Linked DNA regions of Mus musculus: all the other regions are linked to region 3. The links are chromatin loops, found by intact Hi-C in ENCODE. Cell type or tissue: heart. All regions are shown on one strand. Region 1 holds the start of Pgam1 (phosphoglycerate mutase 1). Region 2 holds the start of Rrp12 (ribosomal RNA processing 12 homolog (S. cerevisiae)). Region 3 overlaps Ubtd1 (ubiquitin domain containing 1). Region 4 overlaps Mms19 (MMS19 cytosolic iron-sulfur assembly component).

Region 1 (8,000 bases), 110 kb after region 3:
CTTCCACCTTTACGTGAGTACAAGTATTGAACTCCAGGTCACTAGGTTTAAATGGCAAGTGCTTTACCTGTTTACAGAGCCATCATCTTGCCAGGCCTCCTGATGCTTAACTTACTCTTTGGTTTACCCGTTTGTATGTATGTATGTATTGTATGTGCACCATGTGGGTGTGTGCTAGAAATCAAACCCACATGGTTTGATTTTGTTATATACAAAAGCAACAAGTACTCTTAACCACTGAGCCACCCCTCCAATCCTTCATTCTTAAACTCTACAGGAGATTCTGGGAAGCCATGTTGGACATCCAACAGTTATTGGTTTCCTTTCCCAACTTGGTTACGTCAGTGTATTTAATGGCTGGTGAGGTGTACTTTCATGTGTATGGGTGTTTCCCCGTGAGTATGTTTGTGCACCGTGTCCAAGGCCAGAAGAGGATGTTGGATCCCTCAAAGTAGCCAGCCACCTCTGGCACCTTTAAAACAAGAACTTAATGTGCATCTCAAACTGAATGCTGTGGTTTTCTCAGACCACAGACACAAGACAAACAGTAAAGTATTGCACATCACTCCTTTATTATACTGATCTGGAAAGAGACTTAGTTGTTACGCCCAAACGAGCTCTGAACCCACACGGTAGGGTCAAGCAGCTGGAACATGATTCAGACAGTGAAAGACAAAAACTCGGACATGATCCAGGGGTACTTCACCTCTACAAAACAAGGCCAAGGGATCCAAACACAGCAAGAGGTACAAGGAGTTTATCCCACTGATATGAGGAATGGCTTATTTTCTGGTGACCACACAGGACTGTTTCAAATGTCACTAGCAACCTCAGAGTTGCTTTTGTGTGCTGATAATATGTATATATACTTTTTTTTGTAAAAGTAAGTGTAACATAGACTTGACAAGATTGATCCCAACCTTCTAGGGCCAGCAGCTCCTTTAGGGTCAGAGAGAAATTAGGGTTAAAAATCACCATGAGGTTACTTCCACTCTCCACTGGAATGACTATGCCCCCAGTTACCTAACTGCAGGAAGAGTGCAGGACAGGTTCCAGGGACAAAACTGGACTGCAGCTTTTCATTGGTCACACCACAGCACAGTTCCTCCCTGAATTCTTCCTAAGCAGACCCTTAGTAAACAAAGACCTAAGAAAAACTATAGTTACTATCTCTCAACTCTCCTGGTACAGGGAGCTGTCCCTCGATGTGGTCCGAGAACCTGCACCCCCAGAGGCGTTATTCTGACTAGATTCTATGAAGGGAGTGGGTGCAGGGGATAAAATACTACAATGAAAACGGGAGCCACAGGCCCCCATCTGCAGCTACAACTTAAACTTAAAATCCTAAAGACATAGTCAGTGTGGCAGGTGCTGGGGAGGGTGCAGGAGGCAGGAACAGGCAGGGAGGGTGTCGGGGTAGGAGTCTGCCTCTTCGCCTTCACTTCTTCACCTTGCCCTGAGCAGCCACAGCTTCCATGGCTTTGCGCACGGTCTCCTCGTCTCCCAGGAACTGCATGGGCTTGATGGGCTTCAAGTTCTTGTCCAGTTCATAGACGATAGGGATGCCCGTGGGCAGGTTCAGCTCCATGATGGCCTCTTCTGAGAGACCTAAAAGAGCCACCATTTTCAGCCACAAGAAAGAGTCCACATCCCCTATAGATTTACTCTTTATCTACTAATAGCAAAGCACTTAAGTAGGAACAAACAAAACATCCTTTCTGTGGATCTAGTGGATCTTAGTGGATCTAGTGCCCCATGGACCAGCCCCCAATTACAACTTTCAAGCCTCTTAACATTAGAAAGAGTGACTAAAGTATACAAGATTCTAAGATGAGCCACCAACAAACTGCAGAAAGTTACACTACAGAAATCCCTACAAAAGTACATGTGGAAAAGCAGAAAGGACTATGTTCTCCTGGAACATCCTATAGCCTAGCCACCTGCACCTCTAGGTCCTCAAGGCCTCTAGGACCTGCATCATTATGATCACAGTTTCAGCCGGCACTCCTAAAGCAAGTAAGCATGTACGTTAATGCATAGAGTCACTTAGCATGTGACAGTTCTGAACTGAACATCCTATATATAGCAGAGTGTCAAAGGCCCACTGTCACTATTTTGTAACGCACTTCCTGTTGCCTTAGAATCAAGGTCTCACTATATAACCCTGGCTGGCCTGGAACTCTAAGTGATTCTCTTGCTTCAGCCTCCCTGGTGTAAGCCACCACATCCTGCTGGCAGACCGTAGATTGAGAAAGGAAGAAACAAGTTTGTCTTTAAGTCCATCTGCACTATCATACTTTCCCCAGAGGTTTCCTTGCTACAAAACTCAGTCTGATGCTAACAGCTGTGTTTAATCATCCTTACGGACTCCTGGAAGAAGATACACTTACCCTCCAGATGCTTAACGATGCCCCGAAGGCTGTTGCCGTGGGCGGCAATCAAGACCCTTTTCCCCTCTTTGATCTGGGGGACAATTTCTTCATTCCAGAAGGGCAGTGCTCTGGCAATAGTGTCCTTCAGGCTCTCACAGGAGGGGAGCTGGTCTTCAGTAAGGTCTGCGTACCTGCGATCCTAAACAACAACAAAGGCTTATTTCAAGGTCGCCAGTTATTCCAAGTTGCACTTCATGTCTATCAATTCTACCTAGCTCTGATCTTAAGGGATTACGTGACTAATGAACATCTCCCTCAAGGGTCCAGAATGCAGCTCAGAACTTGAACAAGATGATCAGTAGTCACTGCTCTGCATCCTCATTTCCCAATCCAAAACACATAATTTAGAATCCAGGGAAGAGGTTTAACAAAACAAACAAGGTTTCCCAATTCACTTTAGTTTGCTGCTAGCTTGGGAAGGCTGGAAATGGCTTTATAAATGGCAGTGGAGATGTGGAAAGAAGGTACCCTCTCAGATACAATACTAACTTCTAACTAAATCCTATAACAAGTGAAGGTCATTACTTAGCAATGGGAGTTATATTACTTATTACTATTGTAATTTTATAAGGTTAATGACAAGATGTAGACACAAAAGAGGCCTAGGGCTGGAGAGATGCTCAGCTGTTAAAAGAGAACACTTGCTGTTCTTCCACAGGACCCAGGTTTGGCTCTCAGCACTCAGAGGTTCACAACCACCTCTAGCTCCACAGGATCTGATCTCTTCTGACCTCCAAAGGCACTAGGCAAGCATGTGTGCACATATATACAGGCAATATATACAGGCAATATATACAGGCAAAACACCCATACACATAGACTTGGAAAATAAGAACTTGGAGTGAGGCCCACATGCTAACTCAATGCTGATGAATTGACCGCACCTGCATCGGTAACCATACCTTGCTGATGTTGCTGTAGAAGGGGTGATCAGGCTCCATGGGAGGCGGTGGGACATCATAAGATCGTCTCCAGATCTTTACCTGGGCCTCACCATGCTTAGCAGCAGTTTCTGCTTTGTTGAGACCTGTCAGACCGCCATAGTGTCGCTCATTGAGGCGCCAAGTCCTGACCACTGGCAACCACATCTGGTCAATGGCATCCAGGACTGTCCAGAGGGTCCGGATTGCTCTCTTCTGCACAGAGGTGAAGCAGATGTCAAATTCATAGCCAGCATCTAGAAATTAAGAAGTGCAAATGAGCCAGGTATTGTGGCACATGCCTGTGATCCTGGTACTAGGGAGACAACAGGGCTTTGTGAGTTCAAGGTCAACCTGACCTCCACCGCAAGTTCCAGGACAACCCAGGCTACAAAGAGTCCTTGTCTCAAAGAAGGAAAAAAGTCCAAGTGAGAAGCTAGCAAGGCTAACATGAGCTCCAAGGATTTTATACAGAAGTCTCTTTGGCAAAGCATTTATTATCCTTGCATCCCTTGAGTGAAATTTTGTCGACTTACATTACAGCAAATAGCACACTTCCTCTTGACTCCAATAATTCCAATAATGCAGTGTTAACCAACTAACCTGAGGCTATACATCTTACTCTAACTCCTGAACACATTTTGATTGAAACCATGTTCAATCCCCAGAACCCACACAGTGGAAGGAGTGATGACCACAAGTTGTCCTTCCCCCATACATGCACCCCAAGGCATGCACATGTGTACAGACCTGTGCTTACTCAATAGAAAAATGGGTTTAATTTTGTTTTAGTGAAAAAGGATCATAAATAAAGGGCTGAAGGGGTGGCTCAGTGGTTAAGAGCACTGACTGCTCTTCCAAGAGTCCTGAGTTCAAATCCCAGCAACCACATGGTGGCTCACAACCATCTAGAATGAGATCTGACGCCCTCTTCTGGTGTGTCTAAAGAGAGTGACATTGTGCTCACATACATAAAATAAATCTTAAGCCTTCTACACCAGGAAGGAGCAAAAGGGGAAAAAAAAAAAGAAAAAGAAAAAGGATCATAAAATTATGAACTCTGGGGCTGGAGAGATGGCTTGGCAGTTAAGAGCACTGACTGCTCTGCCAGAGGTCCTGTGTTCAATTCCCAGCAACCACATGGTGGTTCAGAGTCATCTGTAATGGGATCTGATGCCCTCTTCTGGTATGTCTGAAGACAGCTACAGTGTACTCCTATACATAAATAAATCTTTAAAACATGTGAACTCTTTAAGTCATAGCTAACCTTTCTAAAGGGCTCATGCTCCCATACCACACTGTGATTTCGTCTTCACTAGAATCCTATGATGTTACTATCTTCTCAACCCATTTTTAGCAGACAAGCAAATAAAGACAAGCACTGGGCTCGGCAGCATGTTTTTAATCCCAGCTCAGTAGAGGGAGCCTGGGGGAATCTTGAGTTCAAGCCTAGCTAGTTGGACTTGTCTTTATATTTTTGAATTAAGGAGCTGTCCCTTTTCTTATCCCAGGACACACCCCTGTGTTCACCAGCACACAAGGCCCTCTTCAAGTTTAACCACAAACTTTTCTGGGCATTGCTTCATATTGAGACTAGCAACAGTTATTAAAAAAAAGAAGTAAAATTTCCTGCCAGTCAGTCAACTGACAATGAGGCCACTGAGACCAGCTAGTGGGGACAGGGAAGATTAATACCAGGAAAACCACTACCACCCACAAGGAAAGACAATCTCACCCCCGAGCCTCTGGACAAGCTGATGAGAACTGACAGCCATCATCACAGCCTTCACCATCTCCTTAACCAGGAGAGGAGGGATGTTCCCCAACAAAAGGCTGAGTCACCCACAGAACAAGCCTCAGCACCCGTGATGAGATGCTACAGGCTGCTGTCTCACTGCAATTATTTCCAAATAGTCCCCAAGGACAAAGTGGTACCCCCTGAGGACCCTGGCAAGAATGCCATAGCATCAGAAGCACAAAGACACACCCATTTAATCCAAAGTACAGCCAGGGGGACAATGGACTCTCATCCCCCCCTTCGCCCCCTCACCCCTGGCCTTCCTCCGCCTGAGGCTGCATGGAGGCCTCTCTAGTTTCCTTCTGAAATCTGCAGGAGGAACACTGGTGGAATGAATGGTATGCACCTTGGGTCTTTTCTGTTACTCAATTATCCACAGGAGCCCTCAGTCGGTTTTTGCTTTTAATCTTCCATCCTTTAATCATCTGTGATATCTCTGGGAGATGCTAAACTTACAGTAGCTTTATAAAGACAGTCCAGCTGTGTAGTCCAAGTTGGCCCATGCTCTATAGCCTCCCTTCTTAGCTGCCTGGGTGCTGAGAAAAATTACAGGCATGCAACACCATGTGCGCCTAACGTGTGAGGTTCTAAAACTTAGTGCTATAGTATTTAAGGTTGAAATGGATCTTGTTATTTTCCAGCTCAACGTATAATCATCTTATACCCAGAGAACAGAGGCAGTTAACTTTGTCCTGAGCTAGGCATAAGCAAACTACCACAGGTCTACACAGTGCTTCATGGCACAGAGCTCAAGAAAATGGCTTCCTTAACCAGTACTTTCCTTTTTTCTAGCCTCTCCTACATAGGCCATGCATCTCAAAAAGCAATGTTTCCTTGCCTCAGGAATTCGTATTCAAAATCTTCCCTCATCTGAAAAGGGTGTACAAGAAGCTAGGGAGGGCAACCAAGACACAAGATCACTTCAGGTAGGCATGAGCAACCCTTTTACACAGCTACTGCCGTGTCCAAGTTAGGATGTGCCCTAATCACCAAGAGAAGTGCCTCTTCACTACAGGGAGCGGGGAGGCCTTGCTTTCTTATTAGCATTCCAAAATCACAGAGAACTGTGGGTGGTGCGGGGCACCCAGCATGGATAGGCAAAGGCGAGCTTATCTCCTGGACGCTTTCACCCTTTGCTCTGCCTCTGTCCTTGGCCAAGGGCCCGCCAGTTCCTCACACTTACTTGTTACTCCACCCAGAAATGGGGCAAGGACACTGGATTAGAACTAAGTTTTGTATGACCTTGGACAAATCTTTCCAGTCACTTTTCTAAACTATAACAAGAGGACGGAGAGAGGTAAAAAGGAGGGAAATTAGATCTGCCTGCTTCATAGGGCTGGAGAGAGCATCAACTGAAATCACCCACTCACATTCCTGGATTCGGTTTTGTGGTTTGCTGCTGTGCTACAAAGCTCTCCGAAGCACGCGGTTTCCAGGTTGTCTCAAAGGCCATTAGACATCCCCACCTAACACCCCCCCACTACCCAGGGCGAGCCCGTGACCTGCCGCTTCGCCATGATGGGCAGGCGCCTCAAGTATACTCCGGTACAGCCACTGATGTCACGGGGAATCGTCCGCCAGGCGCCCTAGGCCCTCGTGGTACCCTAAAGGGTCCTGGGCGCCACAGGTGGGGCTGCTCGGACCGGAAGAACAGATTTTAGCCTAGCGGCGGCTGTGCCCTCTTTCTGGCACAGACTCTCAGACTTAACGGGGTGACCTTGACAAGCGGGTTCCCCACCCTGCGTTCACCTCCCCAGATGAAAATTCAACTGCAGAGGCCGACCGAAGTGCCCGCCTCTCGAGAGGGCCCGGGGGCTCAGGCGACCCCTAGGCCGGTGCTGGCCCAGTACGCCACACAGCGCTCGTCCCGCTCGTACCTCGCAACGCCTGCCCGCCGCGCTTCGCCTCCTCGTGGCCCGCCGGGCTCAGGTCGGCGTCGTACCAGCCGCTGAAGCGGTTCTCCAGGTTCCAGGCGCTCTCGCCATGCCGGATCAGCACCAGCTTGTAGGCAGCCATGGCGACGGGCAGAGGATGCAGCAGCAACTGAGGATCGCCGAGATTCTCTTCGCAGCCCGCCCCCCGCCCCGGTCGCGCCTGCGCACTTACAGTCTCCCGCCCCGCTTCCGCGCACTTTCTCCCCGAAATCTTTCCACTCGCTCGACAGACCGCCGCCCGCCCCGTGTGCGCATGCGCCTCAGGCAAGTTCTGCGGCCTGCTAAGGGGGGGGTGTAGTGCACCGCGGCGGCAGTGCGCATGCGTTGTACGTAGCGGTACCCGCGTGCTACCCGGCAGTCACGGAGCGCACGTAAGCAAGGAGCGCGGAGGGTGCTGGTTGCGAGCTTGAGCTCCAGGCGCCGACTGGACACGCCGCGCTTCCTCTTTAGGGATGATCAACTATCCTCTGACCAGTTCTTCAGCCCTGCCAGGCCACAGTCCCATCCCTGCGCAATTCCAATATACACCCTTTTCCTTTTAACTTGTACTTCGGACAAGTCATAAGACGTCTCAGCCTCACTTGTAAAATACTCTATAAACCTAAACGTGGGTTGTTGCTATTTCCCTTCAACAGAACATTGTTCTTTTGGGTTGTTTTGTTGTTTTTTGTTTCTAGTTTGTTGCTTTTTTTTTTTTTTTTTTTTTTTTTTTTTTTTTTTTTGAGACAGTCTCTCTGCGTAACCCTGACTGTCCTGGAACAAGTTCTGTAGACCAGGCCTAGAACTCAGAGATTTCCTGTCTCTGCCACCGAAGTGCTAGATTAAAGGCGTGGTTCATCACGCCAGTTAGAGCACAGCTTTTTTTTTTTTTTTTTTTTTTTAAGATTTATTATTTATTTTTATGTAGCTGTACAAA
Region 2 (8,000 bases), 130 kb after region 3:
GCCCTGGCTTCTCCGGAGGGAAAGTATGCAGCGGTTTGGGAAGTCCAAGATGGCTGTCTATCTGCGAGGAAGACAAGCCTGTGTTTAGGGGTCCTGGGCCATGGAGCTCAGTCTCACAGGAGTGGCCATCCCAGATGAAAACACAGGGCTCTTGCAGCGCTGGAGATAGAAAGAGGGATGCCAGAGAACAAAGGCAAGAACCAGCCTTAGTTATCAGAGGCCTGGCTGCTGCTCAGCCAGAGTTACAGCCCCTCTCATCCTTAGACACCAGCAGGCATCCTGCCAAGAACACTGGTTATGAATCTCTAGCACACAGACTCCCAGGTGCCTGGATTTCTCAGTTGCGGAAGTGAGTTTGCAAGCTCAGATACATCAAAGGGCTGGGTGGCTGCTCAACCCTTTCCCTACAGCTTGCTAAGGAATTGAAGAGCCTGGCTGCTTGACCCTGCTGTGAAATGTTTAGCCTCCCTCAGAGACCTATGAGAAGGTTGCCCACTGCCTCCTTGTGGGCCTGACTTCTCTTCAAGGATACCTCTACTCCCACCTTGCAAACTGTTGTACTGCTTGCTTGCTGTCTGCCCCGTGGCATTAATAATTCCTTATTTTGAGTTTTGATTTTTTTTTTAAAGCATTGTCTCTTTAGTCCTGGCATCCTGGGCTTGATATGTAGACCAGGCTGGCCTCAAACTCACAAGGATCTACTTGTCAATGCCTCCCAAGAACTAGGATTAAAGGTATTTAGCCACCACACCTGGCGTTAATAACTCTTCTAATAAGTGCCTTAAGCCCCCCCAAATTCATCTCAGTGTCTTCCTTGAAACCCACAGCAAGATCAAGAATGTCTACTTCTGCCCTCACACCCCACATCTACCTTACAAAACAAGATACAAGGAGCTAGGCTCCTAGGTCCCATTTCTGATTAATATGCCCCTCTGCTGATCTCTCTGTTGGGTAAGTCCCTAGATCCAGGATGTAAGAAGGACTTCCAGGAGGAACCTTATAGTGATAGCCTGATCCCCCCATCCCCACCCCCACCCCCACTTCCAGCAGTTGACTAACCAGTGACATAACTCTTCTTCACAGGTGACATGGGCTAGCCTCATTCTACCTTGTCCTCTGCTTGAAGCTCACTCCCCTCCTCCACGAAGCCACTGGACTTGAGAGGCGCGGTTCTGCCTTCCTTGAGCCTTTCAGTATAGCCCATCTACCCGGCAGGGACCATGTGGAAAGGGATGCTAAACACCTCTCACGCATTGCCTTATCATAGCCACATAACAGCAAACAGATTTTGAGACACGGAAACTTTGAAATTCAGTCACCTGTCCCATGTCACATAGCAGGATGTGGCTTCAAACCCAGGCTTCTTAGGACTTAGTAGCAACTATGTCCCACTCAGTTCCTTCTGATGAGCCTCTTAGAGCAATAGAGGCTCTCTCCATCCTTAGAGCTAGCTAGAGCTCCAAATTACACACCCAAGCCACAGACTTCCTCTTTGTTTGGGACAAGAGGCTAACCTTTAATTTCCCCTTCCTACTGCCTGGTGGCCTAACAGATTACAAAACCACTGACCTATGCAGGACCTTCCTGCTCTTTCTGCCCTTAGCTCTCTGGGTGCAGTAGCTCTGTTCTCTCCCTTGGAGCCTCACTGTTGGTTTTTTATAGATGTGCCTACCAACAGTTGTCTCTCCCGCCTTTGCCCAGCTATCGGCTCGACTAGTGTGCCCTTGGGGAGTCATCGAACCCTTTGAGACCAGGTTTTTTTTGTTTGCAAAGTGGGGAGGCTGGCTGCGCTCTCCTAAGCTTGAATCATAAATAGCTTCTGGAACTCAAGGCTAGTTTCTTAGACAGCAATGACAGCTCCACAGTTCACACTCCTCGCCTGCTCGCCATGTTCCCTGTGGTCAGCACCTTGCTTTCATGCTCCTATTAATTTTTGTGAAACCTATGAGCAAGCATGTTGGTTTTTTTTTTTTTTTGTATCATGCCCATTTTACAGATTAGAACAATCTGAGGCCTGGAGATTTATTTATTATTCATTCTACAAATTCTGTCCCTCAAGAGCATCCTGACTAATAAATGTATAATAAATATACACAAATACGTATAACATATATGGGGGATTATTAGAATGGGTTACTGGCTGTGTCTCAGCCAGTCCAACGATGGCTATCTAACAGTGGAAGGTCCAAGGATCCAGTAGTTGAGTTCGCATGCAGCTGGATGTCTCAGCTGGTCTTCAGTTTACACCAGAATCCCAAGGATGTAGGTTCTGAAGCCAGTGAAGGACTGGACTGGCTAGCAGGGAAGAGGGAGCAAGCTTCCTCCGTCCACATCCTCTATATAGGCTGCCAGAAGAAGGCGTGGCCAAGATCCAAGCTGGATCTTCTTAAAAGATCTGGATTAATGGCGTGTCTTCTAACCTCAAGGATCCACAATGGGGGCCCAGTGGTGCTGGTGCACATTTTTAATCCGAGTACTCAGAAGGCAAGAACAGGCAGAGCTCTGTGAGTTCGAGGCCAGCCTGGTCTACAGAATGAGTTCAAGAACAGCCAGAACTATGCAGGGAAACCCTGCCTTAAAAATACAGAAAACAAACAAACAAACAAACAATAGGCAAAACAAAATAAAACCCCCCAAACCAAACAACCCAAAAGCCAAACCAAAACCAAAACCAAAACAAAGATCTAGATTAGAAGTGAATCTTCCCACTTCTAATTTGTTTTCTAAGAAGAAAATCCCTCACAGGTGTGCTTTAACCATTTGGGTTTTAGTTCATTCCAGAGGTAGTCAAGTTGACAGCCAAGAATAGCTATTACAGAGAATAAAGTGACTTGCTCAAGGTCACACAGCAAGTGGTGACAGGAGTCCTGGTTCAAACGGTTTAAGAGTAGTGATATCCTATGGGTGGTGTCTCGTGGCTTATGTGGTGTGAGGAATCCTGGACTTGATAGATCTTCCTGACGGAAGCCAGTTATAGAATTCACGGGTAGGGAAGTTGGTACTTCACCAAGATGTGATCCCTGCAGTGAGGGGCAGAGGCGTGCTTCTTGTGCACACAGTTTGGAGGTGAGGAGGTTTGTGTTGTTCACCAAAGAGCAAGAAGAGTGGGCCTGCAAAATTCTACTCTAGCCAACATTTCAGCCTTTCCATATGGGTATAGCCCAGGTTGCTTGAAATGCTCCCTCTTGTGGTGACAATGTGACTCTATGCTCATGCCAAGTACCGTGACCTGTTTTTTTGGAATTTTCCATGTTAATTTTAATTGTTAACTTGATAGGATTTATACTCACCTAGAAGACAAATTTCTGGTTGTAGTGTGTGTGTGTGTGTGTGTGTGTGTGTGTGTGTGTGTGTGTGTGTGTGTGTGGTGTGCCTAATGCCATTTCCAGAAATGTTTAACTGAAGGGGCACACCCACCCTGAATATGTGGACAGCAACATTCAATGGGCTAAGACTGGATAAGAAGAAAGCGAGTACCATCAGCCTCTGTCTGTCTGTCTGTCTGTCTGTCCCTGCTTCCTGAATGCAGGCACAATGTGCTCAACACACCTAGCACCTTGTCTTCCTTACCACAATGGACTGTTCCCTCAAACTGTAAGCCAAAACAAATTCTTCCTTCTTTAAATAGCTTTGTTGGGCATTTTGTCCCAGCAGTGAGAAAAGTCACTTAACGGACAGCCATTTTCATATTGACTCCAAATGATAGCTCAGTGGGTTTAGTATTGTATAGAGGGTAAAATATATATGAGCCGAACATTGAAGTGTACACCTGTAATTCAAGCCCTTCACATACACAGAGGCAGGAGGATTGCCATGAATCCAAAAGAAGAATGTGTTACATGGCAAGGGCTTGATTATCCCATCCCTTCCCTCTGCAATAAATAAATAAATAAATAAATAAATAAATAAATAGAAAAGAAGCAAACCAGAGTATGATGCTGGGCCATTGAGCCATCTCTTCAGCCCCTCTATTTTTTAAGATACATTCAGGTAAGTATATAATACACAACCATTACTTGGTGAATACATCTATGTAAACCCCTAAGATATTAGACTATAACTACATCTACTGTGCTTACTCTCAGCTGGTACCAGATTCCAATACTGGGGTCCTTTTGTTTTTTTAATTAATAGAATCATACAATACACATTTTTTTTTGTTTTTTTGTTTTTTTGAGACAGGGTTTCTCTGTATAGCCCTGGCTGTCCTGGAACTCACTCTGTAGACCAGGCTGGCCTTGAACTCAGAAATCCACCTGCCTCTGCATCCCCAGTGCTGGGATTAAAGGCGTGCGCCACCACTGCCTGGCTACATTCTTTTATGTCTGGAGTCTTCCATTTAATTTGAATCATACACGCACATAGCAGATCTCTGTGTATACTATGCAGAAGCTGCTGTTTAAAAATGATAAAATATTCCATTACATATCATTATATCACAGTGAATCTGACCTATTCTGTTGATGGGTGTTTGGTCACTTCTAGTTCTCAACTATCTCTTTTTTAGCAAGTAAGTAATCGTCTCTGTTGGGTGTATATATAGGAATGAATTGCTGGGTAGAGTGGACATATGTTTTATTAGATACTACTAGACCAAGCTAGATGTTAGGGCTCATGCCTGCAATCCCATCACTCACGAAGCAGAGGCAGAAGAATTGCTGTGAGTTTAAGGCCAACATAGGTCACACGAGACCTCAAAATACAAACAGGGAGCAGGGGCTGGAGAGATGAATTAACAACAGTGAAGAGTTCATGCTAGGGCTGGAGAGATGGCTCAGTGGTTAAGAGCAATGACTGCTCTTCCAGAGGTCCTGAGTTCAATTCCCAGCAACCACATGGTGGCTCACAACCATCTGTAATGGGATCGGATGCCTTCTTCTGGTGTGTCTGAAGACAGTGATAGTGTACTCACACACAGCTCTTGCAGAAGACCTGAGACAGGTTTCTCCTAGCACCCTCAGACAGCTCATAACTGCTCGTAATTCCAGCTCCAGGGGGTCTGATGCTTCCGGCCTCCACAGGCACCTGAATTCATACCATCACACGGGTGTACACATAACTTAAGAAATACATCTTTTAAAAATAGTACTAGTTTCCCAAAGTGCCCATATCAACCAACAGCAGCACATGGAGACATCAGGGCTGTGTTCTTGGCAACAGGGCACCACCACTGCTCCTTTCTGTCGTTATTCCGTTGTGGTTTCAATTTGCAAAGCAAGTCGTGGGCACTAGTTGTTGCTTTTATCTCTCGTGAGGCCAAGATGTTTTCATTTGTTATACATCCATAGTTTTTGATTATTGTTTTCTTTTTTAAACTTTATTAGGGTTTTTTGTTTGTTTGTTTCTGTTTTTTGAGACAGGTTCTCACTGTGTAGCCCTGAATGTCTTGGAGTTCACTATTTCAATATTTAGAGCAGTGTGGCCTTGAAATTACGGAGATCAACCAACGTCTGTTACCTAGGCGCTGGGATTACTGATGTATTTATTTTGTTATTTTTGTTTTTAGACAGGATTTTGCATCTCGCAGTGTGGAGACTAGGCTGGCTTTAAACTCACGACAGTCTTCCAGTTTGCCGGGATTACAAGCGTGCGGACACCACCGCTCCGCTTGAACAACCGATTTTTGTTTGTTTGTTTGTTTTTCGAGGCAGGGTTTCTCTGTATAGCCCTGGCTGCCCTGGAACTCACTTTGTAGACCAGGCTGGCCTCGTACTCGGAAATCCACCTGCCTCTGCTGGGATTAAAGGTGTGCGCCACCACGCCCGGCTGAACAACTGATTCTTTGAGAGTAATATAAATTTGTCTTTTAATTCCAAAGAAATTCCCGTTTTACAAGGTTTTCCTTCACGGCCACGAATCTTGGCGGTGCATCAGGAGCCCACACAGCATCCGAAACACCAGAACTCCTTCCCCAGCGTTAAGATCGCAAAGCAAATAGGAAGCCTCAGAACGGATGTTGATTGGTTTTGCCATGGTAACAGATTGGAGACAGGAAGTGACATCAGAGGAAGGGGCTGCGGAGCCGGCTGAGGACACACACGTGGGTTCTGCCGTGGCTTCTGCTGTCTTTTCGGCGTGTGTGGACGCTTGTTCTCTGGGCGAGTGCGAGCCACCGTTTGGTCAACATGGGTCGCTCGGGGAAATTGCCCTCTGGTGTCTCGGCCAAGTTGAAGCGCTGGAAGAAAGGCCACAGCAGCGACAGCAACCCCGCCACTTGCCGCCATCGCCAGGCCGCTCGGAGCCGCTTCTTCAGCCGCCCGTCAGGTAGCCGGGCCGTGGGACTCCTTGGGCGGCATCTTGTGGCATTCGGCCTGCCACTTTGTAATGTCAGTCCTGGCGCTCACTGTGAAGGCCCGCCCCTCGAGTTTGACAGATGCGGAAATTGTCCTCTGAAGGGAAATGACTTGTCTAGGATACCGCGGTCTCAGGGACACGGCCGTCACTACCCTTGGATGCCCCTTTAGATTTATGTATATGTTGAGGGAGTGTCAGGGAGCGAACCCAGGACTTTGTGCACGCTAACTAAACACTCAACTACTAACCCACATCTTCAGCCTTCGGGTGTCTCCGTACAGTATACGACCCTGGCTCTGGATGTCCCTGTGCCTTTAGTACAGGGAAGCAGAAACAGATCTGGGGTTCCTTTCTCTTGGCCTTGAAAATTGCAAGCGTACACAGGGCTGTGCAGGCAAGCCTGGTTTGGAATCCTGCCGCTGGGATTGGGGGGGTCTAAACCCTCTGGTTTGTTTCTTAGGGGTTCTGTTCCTTCAGCTAAAGGAAGTTTGGGTGGAAATGGGGCCATTACCTTGTTACTCTGGTTCTCAGGAAAGAGCGACCTGACTGTTGATGCTGTGAAGTTGCATAATGAGCTGCAGTCGGGGACCCTGAGCCTGGGCAAAAGCCAAGCCCCTGAGACGACCATGGACCAAGATCCAGAGGTGGCTTTCACCGAGAAGTCCTCGGGCACGTTTCTGAGTGGCTTGTCTGACTGTACAAATGTCACTTTCAGCAAAGTGCAGCGCTTCTGGGAATCCAACTCAGCTGCTCACAAGGAGGTAGGAGATTGGTTGCTGAGTTTGTAGGGCAGTAGGCAGGGCACATTCAAGATGACTTTCATACAGCTCTGGTGACAGCAACTGGTATTTCTGGATGATGTGTCATCTCTCTTACCCTTTGTGCCCCTCACATACACTCTTGGGCAGAGTCCCCTTAAAAATCGTGTGTGGTAATTAATGTTCATATATGTTTGAAATTTTTTTGTTTATTTTTTTGAGACAAAGTTTCCATTTGTAGACCAGACTGGCTTCAAAGCCATAGAGAGCAATCTGTCTTTGCCTCTCAAGTGCTGGGGTCAAAGGTTTGTGTCTTCATGCTCAACAAAGCATATTAATTTTGATTGTGCGTGTCACAGCATGGGCATGAAGGTCAGAAGACAACTTTAGGGAGACCTTTCTCTTCCCTTCCACCATGTGGGGCTCAGGGATCAAATTCAACTTGTCAGGTTTGGGAGCAAGTACTTTACTGGCTGAGCCAGACTGAGGGTAGAAATGTTGTCAACCTTTGTCTCCTCAGCTGTTCTTCAAACGGGAATCTTTACATGTATTTCCAGGGATGTTAGTGTTCAAGTTCATGGTGAATAACTGTGGTTTGGGATCTGTTTTGTTTAACGAAAAATGTTTTACTTAATTGACATTTCAAAGTTAATATGTTTATTTTTTTATTATTTAAATGAGGAATATTAAAAATGCTAAATGAGGGGCTGGAGAGATGGCTCAGCGGTTAAGAGCGCTGACTGCTCTTCCGAAGGTCGTGAGTTCAAATCCCAGCAACCACATGTCTGATGCCCTCTTCTGGGATGTCTGAGGACAGCTACAGTGTATGTACATGTAATAAATAAATAAATCTTTAAAAAAATGCTAAATGATACAAAGAGATATAAATAGACTAAAGTGTTATAGCTAGTCTCCCAATTTGAGTCTCTCCAGTGGGCATTGTTCATA
Region 3 (8,000 bases):
CACTACCTACATTTGTTCCCAGGACCCCACATAGTGGAAGGAGAGAACCAGCCCCTATACGCTGCCCTCTGACTTCCGTGTGGGTATGGGTATGTGTTTCTAAACTTTCTGTGATTTGTATGGGCGTCTTAGCTGCATGTGCACACCATGTGTATGCCTCGTGCCCTCAGAGGTCAGAAGGAGGTATCTGAGCCTCTGGGACTGGACTTACAAATAGTTGTGAGCCATACAAGATTGCTAGGAACTGAACCAGGGTCCTTTGTAAGAACAGCAAGCACTCTTAACCACTGAGTCATCTCTCTAACCTTGACAATGTGATTTTTTAAGGAAAAAAAATTAAGAAAGTGAAAGAAAGGAAATGAAAGAAGGAAAAAAGGAAAAGAAAGAAGGAAGGAAAGAAAAAAGACAGATAGACAATGAAAAGATCCAAAGTTAGGGACTGTTTGCACAACCTTTGCTGTTGTTAAAGGTTTATTATTTTATTTTATGGAATATCTCATGGCTGACCTAGAATTTACGATCTTCCTGCCTCAGCTTTCTAAGGTTTGAGAATATAACCATGTCCCACTGCCTCCAGCTTGTTATTGGACATTTTTATCTTGCTCTTGGATTATAAAGAAGTATATGTTCAGCATAAAAGAAATCTGGAAACAGTACAGATACCTTAAGAATAACAGAATAAGACCAGCTGGGTTAACTAGGAAGGCCCAGCAGTGCCCAGCAATGCTCAGTGGCCAGGACGCCCTTTATGGACAAGCATCCTTGAGGCTGCAGTTAGGGTCTTCCCACGGTGCCAGCAACTATGGTGCCAGCGAACTTTCCCAGTAGTCAGACTTGTGCACTAATGACAGATCTGTATCCTCAGAGTACTCCACTTCATTACAGAACGTTCGAACTGTGGCTATGGTCCATCTTTAAGCTTTTCAAGAGGATCATGGGAATAATTACCTTATAGGAAGATCCACCCCCCATGCTTTGAGAGGAAAAGGGGGTCATCGTATGCCCATGAATATGCTTCCTACCTTATAAATAGCCAAAGCCACACCATAAACAAGGAGAAACCTAGTAACGCAAACCATTTACAGCCAAGTATGCCAGAACACAGGAAAGTCCTCAGACTCAATGCCCCACCTCACCTGCCTGCCTTCTTTCTTTCCTTCCTTTAAAAAAAAAAAAAAAAAAAAAAAGAGCCGGGCGTGGTGGCGCACGCCTTTAATCCCAGCACTCGGGAGGCAGAGGCAGGTGGATCTCTGAGTTTGAGGCCAGCCTGGTCTACAAAGTGAGTTCCAGGACAGCCAGGGCTATATAGAGAAACCCTGTCTCGAAAAACCAAAAAAAAAAAAAGGCAAGGCTTTCTGCATACTAGAAATGCACCCTGGCGCGTGGCTACACCTCAGAACAACCCAACAGATGGGAAAACCAGGAGTCTGTCTATCGTCAAAAGCCAAACAGACGCTAAGCCCATGACTTTCTGATTCCAAGTCCAGCCTCTGACCACTGTACTATGCTGCCACTGGGAAAAAATTACTTAGAATTCAAAAGGAATATGGTGGACACTTTTACTTCCAGCACTTGGGAGGCAGAGGCAGGCGGATTTCTGAGTTCAAGGCCAGCCTGGTCTACAGAGTGAGTTCCAGGACAGCAAGAACTACACAGAGAAACCCTGTCATAAAAAAAAAAAAGGAAAAAAGAAAGAAATAAAGAGAGAGATAGGCAGGCAGGCAGACAGGTGCAATATTCTCCTGTACTCTGCACTTGGATCATGATATTAAATTCATTTCTTTACAATCCTTTTCCCCGAAAGGAGTTAAGATATTTTCATGCCAATATACGATTTCAATCATCCTTTTACTTCATATTTATATTAATGTCAACTTTTCACGTGACTAAAACATTTTGAGGCTGGAGAGCTGGCTCTGCAGTTAAGAAACACTGGCTGTCTCACTAGCTCTGGTTTGCTCCCCAGCTCCCATATACTGGAACACATCTGGCTATAACTCCAGATCCAGGGAACCTGAAGTCCTACTCTGGCCTCCTCAGGTACCAGGCATGCATGTGGAACACAGACTTATATGCAGGCAAAACACTCATACAAATAAAATTACTAACATCTTATTACTCTACCATGTCAATATAATGAACTTTTTCTTTTTTTCCAGTGTCTGTATATATAAATAATCATTATATTTCTGAGGTGTATTCATGATGTAATAATTTTAAAAAGTCATAAACAACTAATTTCTTCAACATCTGAAGAAAATTATTTCTGTTAAGTGTCATTTCTTCTTGGTGCCCAGGTCCAAATGATCTACAAGACAGTTCCAGCCTATGGTCAAGACAGGGGCAGAGGCTTCTGTCAGGCATCTGGAGGCTCAGCCATCTCAAAGCTGAGGGCTGAGAACTCACAGGAGCTAGGTGAAGCATTAAAGTTCACCTTGACTACAAAGCAAGTTCAAGGCTGTGCTCTGTAACTGGTCATGCTAGTAGCCGAGGCTGAGGCTGCACTGTTTTGCCCCCACTGGTGGCCAGGACTGCAGCTACTCAGTACAAGAACACGCTACTCACAGACCACCACTGATGTCTTTTCATTTACATGCCCTACCCCATCCCAGCCTTGTGGCCTGAGGCAGTAGGTACTAGGATGCAATTTCACAGAAGACAGGGCAGATGTAGGAAGATTAAATGGCCTCCTTGAAGACAGAATGAGGGGTTTTACTAAGTCCTATGGCTTGTACTCCAAAATACACAGTTCTTTTTGTGTGAGTGGAAAGCTGTGGCCAACATTAAATGGAACATGTTCCTGGGAAACACAGAAAACAACTTCAAACCAGCTCTTGAAAATACTCAACAGAGGTCCGGTGTAGTGGTTCACACCTTTAATCCCAGCACTTGGGAGGAAGAGGCAGGCAGATCTCTGTGAGCTAGGAGGCCAGTCTGATCTACACAGTGAGTTCCAGGACAGCCAGGGCTTTATGATAAGACTCTGTCTTGCCTATAACTCCAGTACTCAAACGATGGAGGTAGGAGGATCACAAGTTTGAGGTTGGCTGGTTACACAGTAAGTTTTATGCCAATCTAGGTTACCCAGAGAAACCTTGTCTCAAAAACCAAAAGAAACAAGAACCCAACAATGGAGTTCATAAGATGCAATAAATACAGTGGTGTGAGTCAGAGCCAGAGAACAGCAGAAGAACCAGGCTTACAAGTACTTTCAGACTGGGAATTAGAACAGGTTATCAATTAGCAAAGTTAAGCAATAAGAGTCTTTAAAACATGAGCCAGAGACTGGAAAAGGGAGTTGGGCTGCAATATAAACTGATTGGGATACAAAATGAATGAATGAATGAATGAATGAATGAATGAATGGGAAAGAGCTATGAGCCAGGGATACAGTGGGATAGCCAGCACCACCATTATGGAGGCCCTGTGCCATGTTCATCAGGAATGGACAAAGAGACCAAAAGAACAGGAGAGAGAGCCCGGAAATGAGCCCAGGTGCACGTACCACCTCTCCTCCAGCAAGAAAGAACACTGCTGGTAGGGACAGGGGTAGAAGGTGAGCTATCTGGTAATCATGTTGGGGTTACAGGTTTATTGTATAGAATAATCCCTACACTTCCTACAAACCACAAAAAGCAAAGCAAGATCAACGTAAAGAGGCACTGGGAAATGCAACACATTTTGAAAACACATTTTTGGGATGGACTTTGGTTTGAAGATGTTTTTGCCTTGAGCAAGGACCCATCTCTCCTGATTTCTACGCCCTTTGCCTCTGTCTCTCTGGGTCTTGGGGGTGATTACTCCTTGGCTGGAGCTGAGATCCAGCAGGAGCCATGGCTAGTAGTGGGGATGCCCTTGGGACCCTGATTATGAGCCTCTGGCCCCTGCTCAGTGCTCATTGGCCTCTGGAACCTTTCTGTAGTTTTCCTGCCTCCTTTGTTGCTAGATATACTTCTCTCTGGCTGTCTGCTGCTCTTAGCTTGGGCAGAGGTAGGGTCTGGCACATGGCAGCCCCTAACCTGCTGAGAGCTGAGAAAAGGAGGCTCCTGAGTGTCAGCACTGCTTCCTTTTGCACTGCTTCCTTTTCTTACTGCTTTCCTGTAAGACAGGGTCTCAGCTAGTCTAGGATGGCCCTGAACTCCTAACCTGCCTCCCCTGACTTCACCATGCTAGCGTTACAGGAATGTGCCCTCATTCTCTGCTAATCATGGGCTTCCTACAGAAGCCACAGGAAAGCTTGGGGATGTTTCAAGTGTTACCTCAGCCGCGCCTGACAACTGAGGTTACTTAGTTGTGACCCTAAGGACATCTGAACTGTAACTATGTATACGTGCCTCTCCCAAGGGCTGTGTAAAGGACTGCTCTTCACAATAACAACCCTGTGGTATTCTGTTGTGCAACTGTGAGGACCTGAGTTCAAATCTCTAGAACCCACGTAAACACAGCGTGGCGGTGTGGTGTCTGTCATCTGATGCTTCTGCATCACCTTGGAAGCCCGCACTTATACCTGGGATGCTGTCTTTGTTCACAACTTCCTTGGGAATACTGCTTTGCTCATATATCTCTTAAAGCAACCTCCAGGGCTATCTCTCCTCCACCCACACAGCAGCTAACTTTCTAAAGTGCCATTTATACACTTCTCACTCGTGAGCTGACACTGTTCCTGAGCCTCTCTGCACCACAGTGACCTGGGATACAAGGCTTTTCACGCTTCCCTCAGCCATGAGGGGGTGGTGAGGCAGGAGCAGAAGGGAGGTACCATCAGGCCAGTGAGCTTTCAGTGTTGTTCTCCTGTGGGCCGGCAGAGGGCAGTAGCAGCATCTCTAGGCCAGCCTGGATCCTCATCGTGGGTCAAACATAGCATAAAAATATCAGCTCTCCAGGCACAAACATGAGCACACACAGGACACATGCCTGGATATCTGAGCCCTATGTGCCGGAGTGTATAATCAGACAAAATCCAGACAAACCAGAAAAGGAAGCTTTTCATCTAAGCACGAAAGTTAATTGATGATGGCTTTTAAATTTTACTTTCAAGATATTTTGTAGGTAGCTGAATTGAACAAAACAAACAAACAAACAAACAAACTGGGGCTGAGGGAAATGACTTAGAGAGTAAGATGCTTGCTACATAATAAATAAGGACCTCAGCCAGATGGTAGCACAAGCCTTTTTAAAAAGATTTACTTATTATATATAAGTACACTGTAGCTGTCTTCAGACACATCAGATCTCATTACAGATGGTTGTGAACTGCCATGTAGTTGCTGGGATTTGAACTCATGACCTCTGGAAGAGCAGTCAGTGCTCTTAACTGCTGAGCCATCTCTCCAGCCTAGGTACAGTCCTTAATCCCAGCACTTGGGAGGCAGAGGTAGGTAGACCTCTGAGTTCAAGGCCAGCCTTGTCTACAGAGCAAGTTCCAGGACAGCCAGGGCTACAAAGAGAAACCCTGTCTCAGAGAAACAAAAATCAAAACAAACAAAAAAGGTTAAGTTCAACCCCCCCAACCCTGTGTAAGAGCTGGGAAAGGTAGAGCTTGTCTGTGATGCCTGTGTTTCTATAGTGAGATGCGCACTCGAGTGTGCGCGTACACACACACACACACACACACACACACACACACACACACACACCCATGCACACACGTTAAAATCAAATTGGACAGTTGGCTGTAGTTGTACTGGTCAGGAGACTGAGGCAGAAGGACTGCCAAGAATCTGAGGCCAGCCTGTGCTACAGCAAATGCAAGGCTGGCTAGGACTCCATTGTAAGATGCTGTGCTAACTAACTAACACATGAAGAAATAAATGAAAGAATAATTTTATAAAAAGAATGAAGTTGATTGATGGTGGTCCCACAAAGCCCTGGTTTGATCCTTAGTATCAGATCCACTGGGTACAGGTCTATAACCCCAAGATTCATGAGGTGGAGGCAGGAGGGTCAGAAGTTGAAGGTTGCTCTTGCTACAGAGTGAGTCTGAGGTCAGCATGGGCTACATGAAACTTTGTCTCAAAAAGGATATGAATACTCAATCGTATGGCAATGCATTGTTATAAATCTTATTAAGCTTATTTATTTGATATGATGTCAAAACTACAAAGTTTGGCTTAACTTTTTGGCTTTCTAGGAATGTATTCTGAGAACATATCCCCAAGATAAATGGTTTTATTCAGCAGTTTCATGCAGGGACAGCTGGGACAGCTGAACTATGCAGAAAAAGAAGTAAAATGTCCCTCTGTGCCACCCATCAGTGGCAGCCACTTTGTAACAATGAGGAAAGGCTCTAGACCAACAAGTGCTCTGTGCCCCAGCTTTTGCTTCTAAAAGAGTATGCATAATTATATAAATATTAAAAAGGCTGCAAGAATTTATACTGAAATGTGAACAGTGGCTATAGATGAATGGCAGCAGTTACCAGTGATTTTTTGTTGTTGTTGTTAAATTCTCAAAAGTTTTTTGGGGGCTGGAGAGATGGCTCAGTGGTTAAGGGCACTGACTGCTCTTCCAGAGGTCCTGAGTTCAATTCTCAGCAACCACATGGTGGCTCACAACCATCTGTAATGGGATCCCATGCCCTCCTCTGGTGTGGCTGAAGACAGCTACAGAGTATTCATATAAAATAAACAAATAATTCTTTTAAAAAAGTTTTCTACAATGAGAATTAGTTGTGTTTGTAATCAGATTACCATGGAAGTTGTTAATAAGCTCAGAGGACACTTGGTATTTTGGGGGTAGCCAGCTGAGGGTGAGCAGGGAGCATGGGAAGGAAGAGAGAGCAGCAGTTAGAGTTTCAGCACTGGCAGGCAGCACCGTGAGTTTCGTCCTGGGCCAGGGTGGGTTCTGCAGGTTCCACAGCAGCACATGCAGTGGTGACTACTTAGAAGCTGGAGCAGAGGAAACACCCCGGCTTTGGATGTAGCCCACAAAAGACTGTAAACACAACAATTATGCTCAAGGCGCATCTCCATGGGAGGAGGTAAAAGAAAGAGCGACAAGGTCCTGGGCTCCTGTGACTCGAGTGAGCAGGCAGGAGCAAAAGCTCTTGTGACTGGGCAGGACGTGTGTGTGTGTGTGTGTGTGTGTGTGTGTGTGTGTGTGTGTGTGTGTGTGTGTGTGAGTGGAGGGGCAGGAGCCTCCAAGAGACACTGCATAGCTCCTGTACCGGAGTTCTTGGAGTGCCTGCTAAGAGCACAGATGCAAGCTGACAAAGCTCAGGTGGTCCTGGTGGAGGAAACACTTGCTGACTTAAGTCTGATCCCTGAAACCAAGGGTGTGTGTGTGTGTGTGTGTGTGTGTGTGTGTGTGTGTGTGTAGGCATGATGTGTGTGAGGGAGCATGGGTCACAAAGCAATATGGAGGTTAGAGGACAGCCTGGGGGCTCAGCTCAGTGACAGAGTATTACCAAGCTAATGCCTAGGTGCCTGGCCTTGGGTTCAATCCCCAGCATGGGAAACCATAAACCCCAATTCGTACTTATATGTGGGGTACATATCTGTAAACCTAGAATTGGGCGGTAGCAGCAGGATGAGCTAGTTGTTCAGGGTCATTCTCTGCTGTACATGGAATTCAAAGTCAGCCTGGACTATATGAAACCCTGCCTCAACCCCCCCACCCCCCAAAAAAATCCTATTTGTAAACATAGCAGAACAGGAAGGGAAATGCCATAACGCAGCATAGGTTAACACAGGTTAGCTTAACATATGGTCTTCAATGTGGATGCCAAGCTGACTTGGGGAGAGGAGAAAGCAAGAGGGCACAGTGTCTGGGGTGGGGGAGGATAATGATGGTGGCTGCTGTGGCTTGGCCTGGATAATGAGTGGTGTCTGGCACCAAAGGGAGGGTGGTGAGAGGAAGGCAGGACAGAGAACACTACAGGTGGTGAAAGCGCACGCGCGCTCGCGTGTGTGTGTGTGTGTGTGTGTGTGTGTGTGTGTGTGTGTGTGTGTGTGGTCACTCCCAGCACCTGACTCAGACTGCCTAAGTCAGAATGACTATGT
Region 4 (8,000 bases), 75 kb after region 3:
AAAGAGAGAGAAAGAGACTTAAATAAGGGTCACAATAATCTCTATTCTATGTGGGTAACTGTTTCTTGCAGTATGTCATTCCTAGTGGGGTAAAAGACTTGTTGAACATATAACCAACCAAGATGATACTAGTAGATTGGGTTTTTAATTTTCATTGCTGTGCCCCAAACATTCTCAAGTACATATTCTTCTGCACCCCAAGAAGAAAGGCAGTGGAGTGGTGGGGACTTAGCTGGTACAAGCTCACCTCAGTAGCCATGGGATCCCTTCCTGACAGGTTTTCCAGACTGCTAGTGAGCGAGTAGAGGCAGAGGGCCTGGCAGCTCTCCACTCCCTGACTGCGTGTCTGTCCTGCTCTGTGCTGAGAGCTGATGCTGAGGACCTCCTTGGTTCCTTCCTCAGCAACATCCTTCAAGGTAATGGGACTGTGGAGCCAGCGAAGGGAGTGAGCACCTTAGAGCTGATATTCCTTTGGGCCAGTGGTCCTTTATGGGTGGCTCCCACATGTCCAATAATTTGGGGGCTGCAGCCCTACTTGTATTGAGAGCAGTTAGAGGCTAACTGATAGCAAATAGTTCCAGGTGTCAGTTTCCAACCTCTATGATTAAAGGGGAAACAGGCAATATTTGGCCTACTCCCCAGGTCTGTGATTGCTGCCTCTCTAGACTGCAGGCACCATCTATGTGAACCAGACATGAAACTTGTATGGCCTAGCGCTAAGCTGTTGCAGGCAGCTGCAGGTGCGTCTGCCCGGGCCTGTGAGCACCTCACCAGCAACGTGCTTCCCTTGCTGCTGGAACAGTTCCACAAGCACAGCCAGGTAAGGGCGACAGATGAGACTTGGGTGCCTGTGGTCCCTTTCTTGGAGAGACTGATACTCTAGTTTGGTCTCAGATAGATCTGGGTTTTCTGTTAGCCTTAGCTTGTTCCCTTGTTTACTCTCACATAGTCTCTGTCTTAAGTAAAAGGTTCATTGTTAGAATAGCAGAGCTGAAATCCTTTAACATAGTCTCTAACCCCAGTATTCCTTGAAATATCACAGAGCAACCAGCGTCGGACAATCCTTGAAATGATCCTGGGATTCCTAAAGCTACAGCAGAAATGGAGCTATGAAGACAGAGGTGAGGTCACTTGGAGTGAGGTATCCTGGGCAGTTATTGAGCCTTGTAGCCCAGAAGTACAGCAGGACAGAGTACTAGAGAGGAGTCCAGGAGAGTGGCCATGTTCATAGGCTGCAGTGCAATATTATACTGATGGCATTGCCATTTTCCAATGCATGTCTCCTAGAATCCCAGCTCTTAAAATCTGCCCAACGTTGTCTGCAGCACTGCAGTCAGGGATGGGTGTGAGCGCGTCTGACCTGGCCTTTGTCTCTCCTAGATGAAAGGCCTCTGAGTAGCTTCAAAGACCAGCTATGCTCATTGGTGTTCATGGCTCTAACAGACCCCAGCACCCAGCTTCAGCTTGTTGGCATCCGGACGCTCACAGTCTTGGGTGCCCAGCCAGGTACATGTCACAGGAGAAAGGACAAGGAGGGCATTGATCCCTCCTTGCATTCTCTGTCTTGAGTGAAGAGCAGTGTTTCCCTGTCCTCACTGCGGCACTGGGTGCTGTAATTTCTCCTAGGATTTCCTGGGAGGGCGGTGGCTACAAGGACACACAGATGCAGGTTGTGTTCTCTCTAACTGCAGGTCTCCTGTCTGCTGAGGACTTGGAGCTGGCAGTAGGTCACCTGTACCGACTGACCTTCCTGGAGGAAGATTCCCAGAGTTGGTGAGAATCTAAAGCAGTTGAGGTATCCTGGGCAGTTGTTCCCCACCTCTGTATCAGTAGCAGCAGATGCAGCCAGGGCCAGAGTTCTGTGCTGTGTGTTATGGCTCCTGAGTGGTCAGAAAGACAATGGCACAAGCCTTTAATCCTAGCACTCAGAGGGCAGAGGAAGGCCGATCTCTGTGAGTTTGACCTCAACCTAGTCTACAGAGAGTTCTAAGACAACTAGGGCTACACAAAGAAACACTGGCTCAAAAAGAAGGAAAAAACAAAAAACAAAAACGATACAAAAACAAAAAAAGAAGTCCTGTCCAACCAAGTGTTGTAGGACTTGGGTCTTGCTCTTCAGCAAGGTATCCATGATAGCCCATTCTCGTGGAGCTTCCTGCTCCCAGGCCTTGGGAAGAGAGGGATGGGCCAAGGCTCTGCTAATGCTGTTCATTGTCCCCAGTAGGGTGGCCGCACTGGAGGCATCAGGAACCCTGGCCACTCTGTATCCTGGAGCCTTCAGCAGACACTTGCTCCCCAAGCTTGCTGAGGAGCTGCATAAAGGTATGTGTCCTAACTGTTCCAACCCTTGCCAGCAGGGCTTTCTGAGAGGGCCTTCACACCACCACACAGGGAAAACTTATCTCACCAATTGCTTTCAGGGGAGTCAGATGTGGCTAGAGCAGATGGTCCCACCAAATGTTCCCGGCATTTCCGCTGTCTGCAAGCTTTGTCAGCTGTTTCAACACATCCCAGCATTGTCAAGGAGACACTGCCTCTGCTACTGCAGCATCTCTGTCAAGCAAACAAAGGTAAGTAGCAGTAACACTCATCAAGGGGCAGGACTAAATGGAACCCTGGTCTAGGGCCTGTAAGTTGTAATTGTAGTTGTACGTAGCAGTGACATGGTAAGCTCTTTAAAACCAATATCTAGTGATTGTTTATATGGTTATATTAATATAGCTATACAGTAAGCGGATGTACATTTATGGTTGTACAGTTCGGTGTTTCATCCAAATACACCATAAGAAAGGAAGTGGTCTACGGTTAGCTTACATATCAACCCTTTTGGTGTCTCGGAAGTCTTGAGAGTCATTTCTAGTTGGTATTTTGCAATATTCTAGAAACCGTTGTCATCCTTAGTTATCCTGTTGAACACTATATCTCTTGGGAGGATCCTCGGGGCTTCCTGGCTCACCCTCGTAGCTGATTCAGAGACCGTGCACACCCACAAAAGCTATTCTTCTAATCCCGTGTGGCACACAGTATCTACCCTCTCCCTCTTCTCCCTTTCACTTCCTTTCCGGTAACCAATATTTGAAACATGAAAAAAAAATTTTTCTTGTGGACATGGTAAACGTTAAAAATAAAAGAAAGAAAAGTCTGATACTTGGATTTCAGTCCAACTCTGTCAGTCTCATTATCTTCAAAAAACTGAATGAGCTACTCTTCTTGAATTACACAGTACACATCCTCTGCCCCGCAGCTCTATTTTAGAGATCTTGTTGTTCTATCTGTGTGTATAAAAGTTGCACCGTGAGCTGGGCATGTCGCTTAGTTGGTAGAGCACTGTCTAGAACACATGCAACACCGGGCCACATCCCCAGCACTGAATCAGATAGGCAAGGTCTTCCTGCCTGTATACCAACACTCAGATGTGGAGATAGGTAGGAAGATCAGAAATGCATGGACATCTTGGATACATAAAACCCTTCCCAAGGACCCTGGTTCAGCTCCCAGAACCCACATGGCAACTCACAAATGTCTGTCACTATAGTCACAGGGACCCCGATGCCCTCTTCTGGCACCGTTGGCACTAAGCATGCACACGGTACACAGACATGGTGGCAAAACACCCCTAGACCTGGAAGTGCTTTACAGAAAACCCTAAGGAGAATTCTGACGTTATCCTCCACAGGGAATATGGTTACAGAGTCCAGTGAAGTTGTTGCTGTCTGTCAGAGTCTCCAGCAGGTGGCAGAAAAATGCCAGCAGGACCCTGAGAGCTACTGGTATTTCCACAAGACAGCTGTACCCTGCCTGTTTGCATTGGCTGTGCAGGCTTCAATGCCAGGTGATTTTTCTCTGCTTCCATCCTGTAGTAGGTTGGCTTTCTACTAGCGTTGGACAGTACTACTACCTCCTGGATATTGCCAGCACTGTGTGTTGTACTGTAAAGCACAAATGCCACTGTAATGAACAGTGACAGTAACCAGAATCGAGTGGTAATAGCATCAGTCAAAGGGATGCACATGGTAATTGCTTTATTAATTTATTAGGCTTGAGCTTTGGAGTCTAGTAGGTCCAGTTGGGTTTCATCTTCAGCTTGCTAACTTTACAAGATGCCGTATCTGAATGCTACTTCCTCACTACAACATGCAGAGTTAAGCTGAGCATGTGTGTGTGTGCGTGCGTGCGTGCGTGCGTGCGTGCGTGTGTGTGTGTGTGTGTGTGTGTGTGTGACATATTGTGTGATCACAGGTTATTGATAAGGATTAATGATAATGTGACAGTAGTATTGCATGATACTTACTTATAAATAAGACTCAATAAAAATAAGCACATGTCTTAAAAAATTTTGGAAGGCCAACATTTCTACTTACAGTGCCAAGACTGTCCAATTAGCCTTGTTTTCCACTGCTGACTACCATAAGCACAGTGCAGTGTTCCTAGTCCTGTGCCCTATGTCAGATCAAGTGTAGCTATGCCTTCCTTTGAGGTTTTAAGCCCATAGCGTTTGTTCAGGGTACATTAAACTTCTGGAGTGCTCCTATAATCCCAGTGGAAAGTGGAGGCAGGAGGATCAGTAGTTCAGGTATAGCCCACACTTCATGAGATACTGTTAAAAATACAAAAAAAAAAAAGCATGGTAACTGCATGTCTTTAATCCCAGCAGCACTCAATAGGCAAAATTAGGCGGGTCTCTTGTGAGTTTGAAGCCAGCTTGGTCTACACAGCAAGTTCCAGATTAGTTAGTACTACATGATGATTCCCTTTCTGCAAAAGAAGAAAAAAAATAGCGTGTAATATTAGGGGTGAGAGAGTAGCTCAGTAGTTAAAAGTGTTGGCTACTTTCCCAGGGAACCTGTGCTCAGTTCCCAATACATGGGTGGCTCATAACCACCTGCCACTCTGGCTCCAGGGGATCTCATACTCTCTTCTGGACTATGAGGACACTTGCAATCAGGTGCATAAACCGTCCCCTACACACACGCACGCACGCACACACACTCACACACACACTCAGTCACTCACTCTAAAACATGCTCTGGAGTTAGCCTGTCAGGAGGAGGACAAGAGCTACTTAGAATTCCTTTTTCCTTACTAGTCTCACTATTTAGCACAGCCCAGGCTTGACCTCAAGCCCACAGCCCTTCTGCTTCAGCCTTGTAAAGCTGATACTACAAGCAACCTTGACCCCAAATTTCAGGTACTTTTTCTTCGAGAAAGGGTTTTTCTGTGTAGTCCTAGCTGTCCTGGAACTTGCTCTGTGGACCAGATTGGCCTCGAACTCAGAGATCTGCCTTCTAACCGCCGAGACTAAAGGTGCCTGGTCAAAGTTGGGTTTCTGAACCACACTAGTGGCCTTCTGGTTCTGTGGGTGTACATGTGGGTCTTATTCTTTGCAGAGAAGGAATCCTCAGTTCTGAGAAAAGTACTGTTGGAGGATGAGGTCTTGGCTGCGTTGGCATCTGTCATTGGCACTGCCACTACCCATCTGAGCCCTGAGTGAGTAAAACCATGAGTGGCCTGGTCCCCCAGGAAGGGGACAGCATTCTTGGGCAGAAGCCACAGATGGTGTTTTTCCAGTTGTCCACTGAGTCTGTATGGAAGTGTGGGGGCAGTTGTTTTATAAGTTTGATGGTGACACAAAGAAAGGGTCTCTCAAAAGCACCATAGACTATTAGGTGAACCTTGGGGTAATGGGTTTTGTTAGTGTTTTATGTTGTTAGGGTTTTTAAGGTTTATTTCTTTTTCTTTCATGTGTATTGTGTTTTACCTGCATGCAAATGTGTGTACCATATGCATGCAGTGCCTCATGCAGACAGAAAAAGATGTCAGATCCTCTCGAACTTAGCCTCCCTGTGGGTTCTGTGCACCAGACTCCGGTCCTCTGCAAACACTTAACCACTCAGTGCTCTTAACCACTGAGCTAACTTTTCAGTCCTAGGCTCACCGGTGGACTGTTTAAAAGTATGCATTGAATTCCTAACAAGATTATAGGCCCAGAGTCTTAATCAGCTTTGATCAGTCTGGTTCATTTCTATACCATCAGGGTCTAGAATAGACATTTTTTTTGTACCAAATTAACATATTAATATGTGACAACCATGGCACCTGCACACAAATGTGTACATACCCTAACTGCTTGATGACACCTGGTACTCTGTCTCCAGACTAGCTGCCCAGAGCGTCACATGCATCGTGCCCCTCTTCTTAGATGGCAACACTTCCTTTCTACCTGAAAACAGCTTCCCTGACCAGTTCCAGCCGTTCCAGGTAATAATCTAATATCTCTGATGTGTGAGCCTAGAGTCTATATCCTTTAGACTTCATTTTTCGGACTATTCTGTGGTGGTCATATGGACTTACATGCCTTCTGCTGGTGGGCAGGCTCAAAGGGGCTCTTCCTTCCTTTCTAGGATGGCTCCTCTGGGCAGAGGCGGCTGGTTGCACTACTTACGGCTTTTGTCTGCTCCCTGCCACGAAATGTAAGTGAGCACGGCTAAGACTCTTGGACTAAGATGACCTCTGGGCTTAGTTCACAGGCTAAGCTGTCTTTTGCTTCCCCACTTAAAAAAGTTCTTTTCCATACTGAACTCTGATGTTGCTTTCTATTGAGTATTTCTTAGAGTTCAAGTGTCTTCTGGGTCCATTACATGGCCAGGTTTTCTGTAGGTGGAAATCCCTCAGCTGAACCGACTCATGCGGGAGCTTTTGAAGCAGAGCTGTGGCCACAGCTGTCCTTTCTCCTCCACTGCCGCCACTAAGTGCTTTGCAGGGCTCCTCAACAAGCAGCCTCCAGGTACCTGGCTGGGCTGGGCTGGGCTGGGCTGGGCTGGGCTAGGCTGGGCTGGGCTGGGCTAGGCTGGGTCACGAGCCTCCTCTGGCCACCGAGTGATGAAATCTACAAATTTAGTCCTTGTTCTCCTTAAAGGGTCTCATAATGACTAATCTTCACCCACTGTCCTCAGACAGTCTTATCAGAGACTAGAGTTTAGCAGAGCATTTCAGGGTCCAAGAGGGAGGAGATTCAAGAAGGAGGAGGAGATTCAAGTCACTCCTGCCATCTCGTTCCATCATGCTGCTATCAAGAATGTGGGGAAGTGGGAGCTAAAGAGATGGCTCAGGGGTTAGGTGTATGTACTGTGCTCATAGAGCAATTCCCAGTAGACACGTCTGAACACTCACAACTGCTTGTAAGTCTAGTTCCAGGGGCTGGTGAGATGGCTCAGCAGGTAAGAGCACCTGACTGCTCTTCCAAAGGTCCTGAGTTCAAATCCCAGCAACCACATGGTGGCTCACAATCATCCGTAATGAGATCTGACTCCCTCTTCTGGTGTGTCTGAAGACAGCTACAGTGTACTTACATATAATAAATAAATAAATAAATAAATTCATATTAAAAAAAGTCTAGTTCCAGAATATGATGGCCACCCTCTGGATTCCAGGAGCGCCTGCACTCAGTATACATAGCTGCACAGACACTTGTATACACATACTTAAAGATCATAGAAATATTTTTAAAAGATGCTTATCTTTTGTATATGAGAACTTACCTGTTATATGTACCACATGGGTGCCTGGTGTCCTTAGGAGCCAAAGGAGGGCATTGGATCCCTGGGAACTGGAGTTGTGTATGGTTGTGAACTGCCATGTGGGTTCTGGAGCCAAACCGCAGTCTTCTGCAAGAGCACCTAGTACTCTCAAGTGCTGAGCTCTCTCTCCAGCCTCCACAGAGTGAGTCTTTATTGGAGTAGACAGCTCTCAGGGGCCAGCACCCTGTGTTGAGTACTGCACTCTGCCAGTCTGTCCTGCTGGCATTCTGCCATTTTGGTTGTCCTTTTCTAATAGCTTCGTATGTCCTCAGCACCAGGTCGATTTACATCCTTTGTCCTTAAAGAACAACCTACAGACCACTATGTCCTCCTTCGTCTTTCTAGGGCAGCAGTTGGAGGAGTTCCTCCAGCTCGCTGTGGGCACAGTGGAGGCGGGCCTGGCCTCTGAATCCTCCCGTGATC

What was found. Hi-C counts contacts between places; a loop is a spot of excess contacts. Peaks named below come from ENCODE experiments on the same cell type or tissue, not always from the same donor. Only the 100,000 strongest peaks of a DNase experiment are listed, where the experiment ranks them.
Region 1: it touches region 3 in a loop (3-fold over the local background); 5 of 42 quality-filtered maps call a loop at or near these places.
Region 2: a loop joins it to region 3, with 11 times the contacts of the local background. A loop is called at or near these places in 9 of 42 quality-filtered maps.
Region 4: a loop joins it to region 3, with 4 times the contacts of the local background. A loop is called at or near these places in 4 of 42 quality-filtered maps.

What each region holds. Positions count from the first base shown.
Region 1 is chr19:41,911,214-41,919,213 of GRCm38, reverse strand. It overlaps Pgam1 (phosphoglycerate mutase 1), which reads right to left and starts at 7,343. Exons shown (of 4, transcript NM_023418.2): 1 at 7,028-7,343; 2 at 3,335-3,609; 3 at 2,391-2,571; 4 at 549-1,608. The coding sequence starts at 7,166. The coding sequence ends at 1,439. In heart, CTCF peaks have their summits at 4,304 (motif pointing left) and 4,504 (motif pointing left); DNase peaks (open chromatin) are centred at 6,313, 6,663 and 7,353; H3K4me3 peaks cover 4,083 bases; H3K27ac peaks cover 2,987 bases.
Region 2 is chr19:41,894,203-41,902,202 of GRCm38, reverse strand. It overlaps Rrp12 (ribosomal RNA processing 12 homolog (S. cerevisiae)), which reads left to right and starts at 6,050. Exons shown (of 34, transcript NM_199447.2): 1 at 6,050-6,264; 2 at 6,826-7,055. The coding sequence starts at 6,126. It also overlaps the pseudogene Gm46644. In heart, a CTCF peak has its summit at 3,182 (motif pointing left); a DNase peak (open chromatin) is centred at 5,982; H3K4me3 peaks cover 2,220 bases; H3K27ac peaks cover 859 bases.
Region 3 is chr19:42,023,150-42,031,149 of GRCm38, reverse strand. The region is part of intron 1 of Ubtd1 (ubiquitin domain containing 1); the gene reads right to left. Among named protein-coding and RNA genes, the nearest start is that of Ankrd2, 8.9 kb to the left of the region's middle. In heart, no CTCF peak of the experiment used is centred here; a DNase peak (open chromatin) is centred at 4,799.
Region 4 is chr19:41,948,239-41,956,238 of GRCm38, reverse strand. It overlaps Mms19 (MMS19 cytosolic iron-sulfur assembly component), which reads left to right. Exons shown (of 31, transcript NM_028152.3): 12 at 278-416; 13 at 666-820; 14 at 1,043-1,121; 15 at 1,381-1,506; 16 at 1,692-1,773; 17 at 2,222-2,322; 18 at 2,421-2,570; 19 at 3,677-3,832; 20 at 5,388-5,487; 21 at 6,156-6,258; 22 at 6,402-6,470; 23 at 6,658-6,784; 24 at 7,923-8,000. Among named protein-coding and RNA genes, the nearest start is that of Zdhhc16, 19 kb to the right of the region's middle. In heart, a CTCF peak has its summit at 3,723 (motif pointing right); no DNase peak of the experiment used is centred here.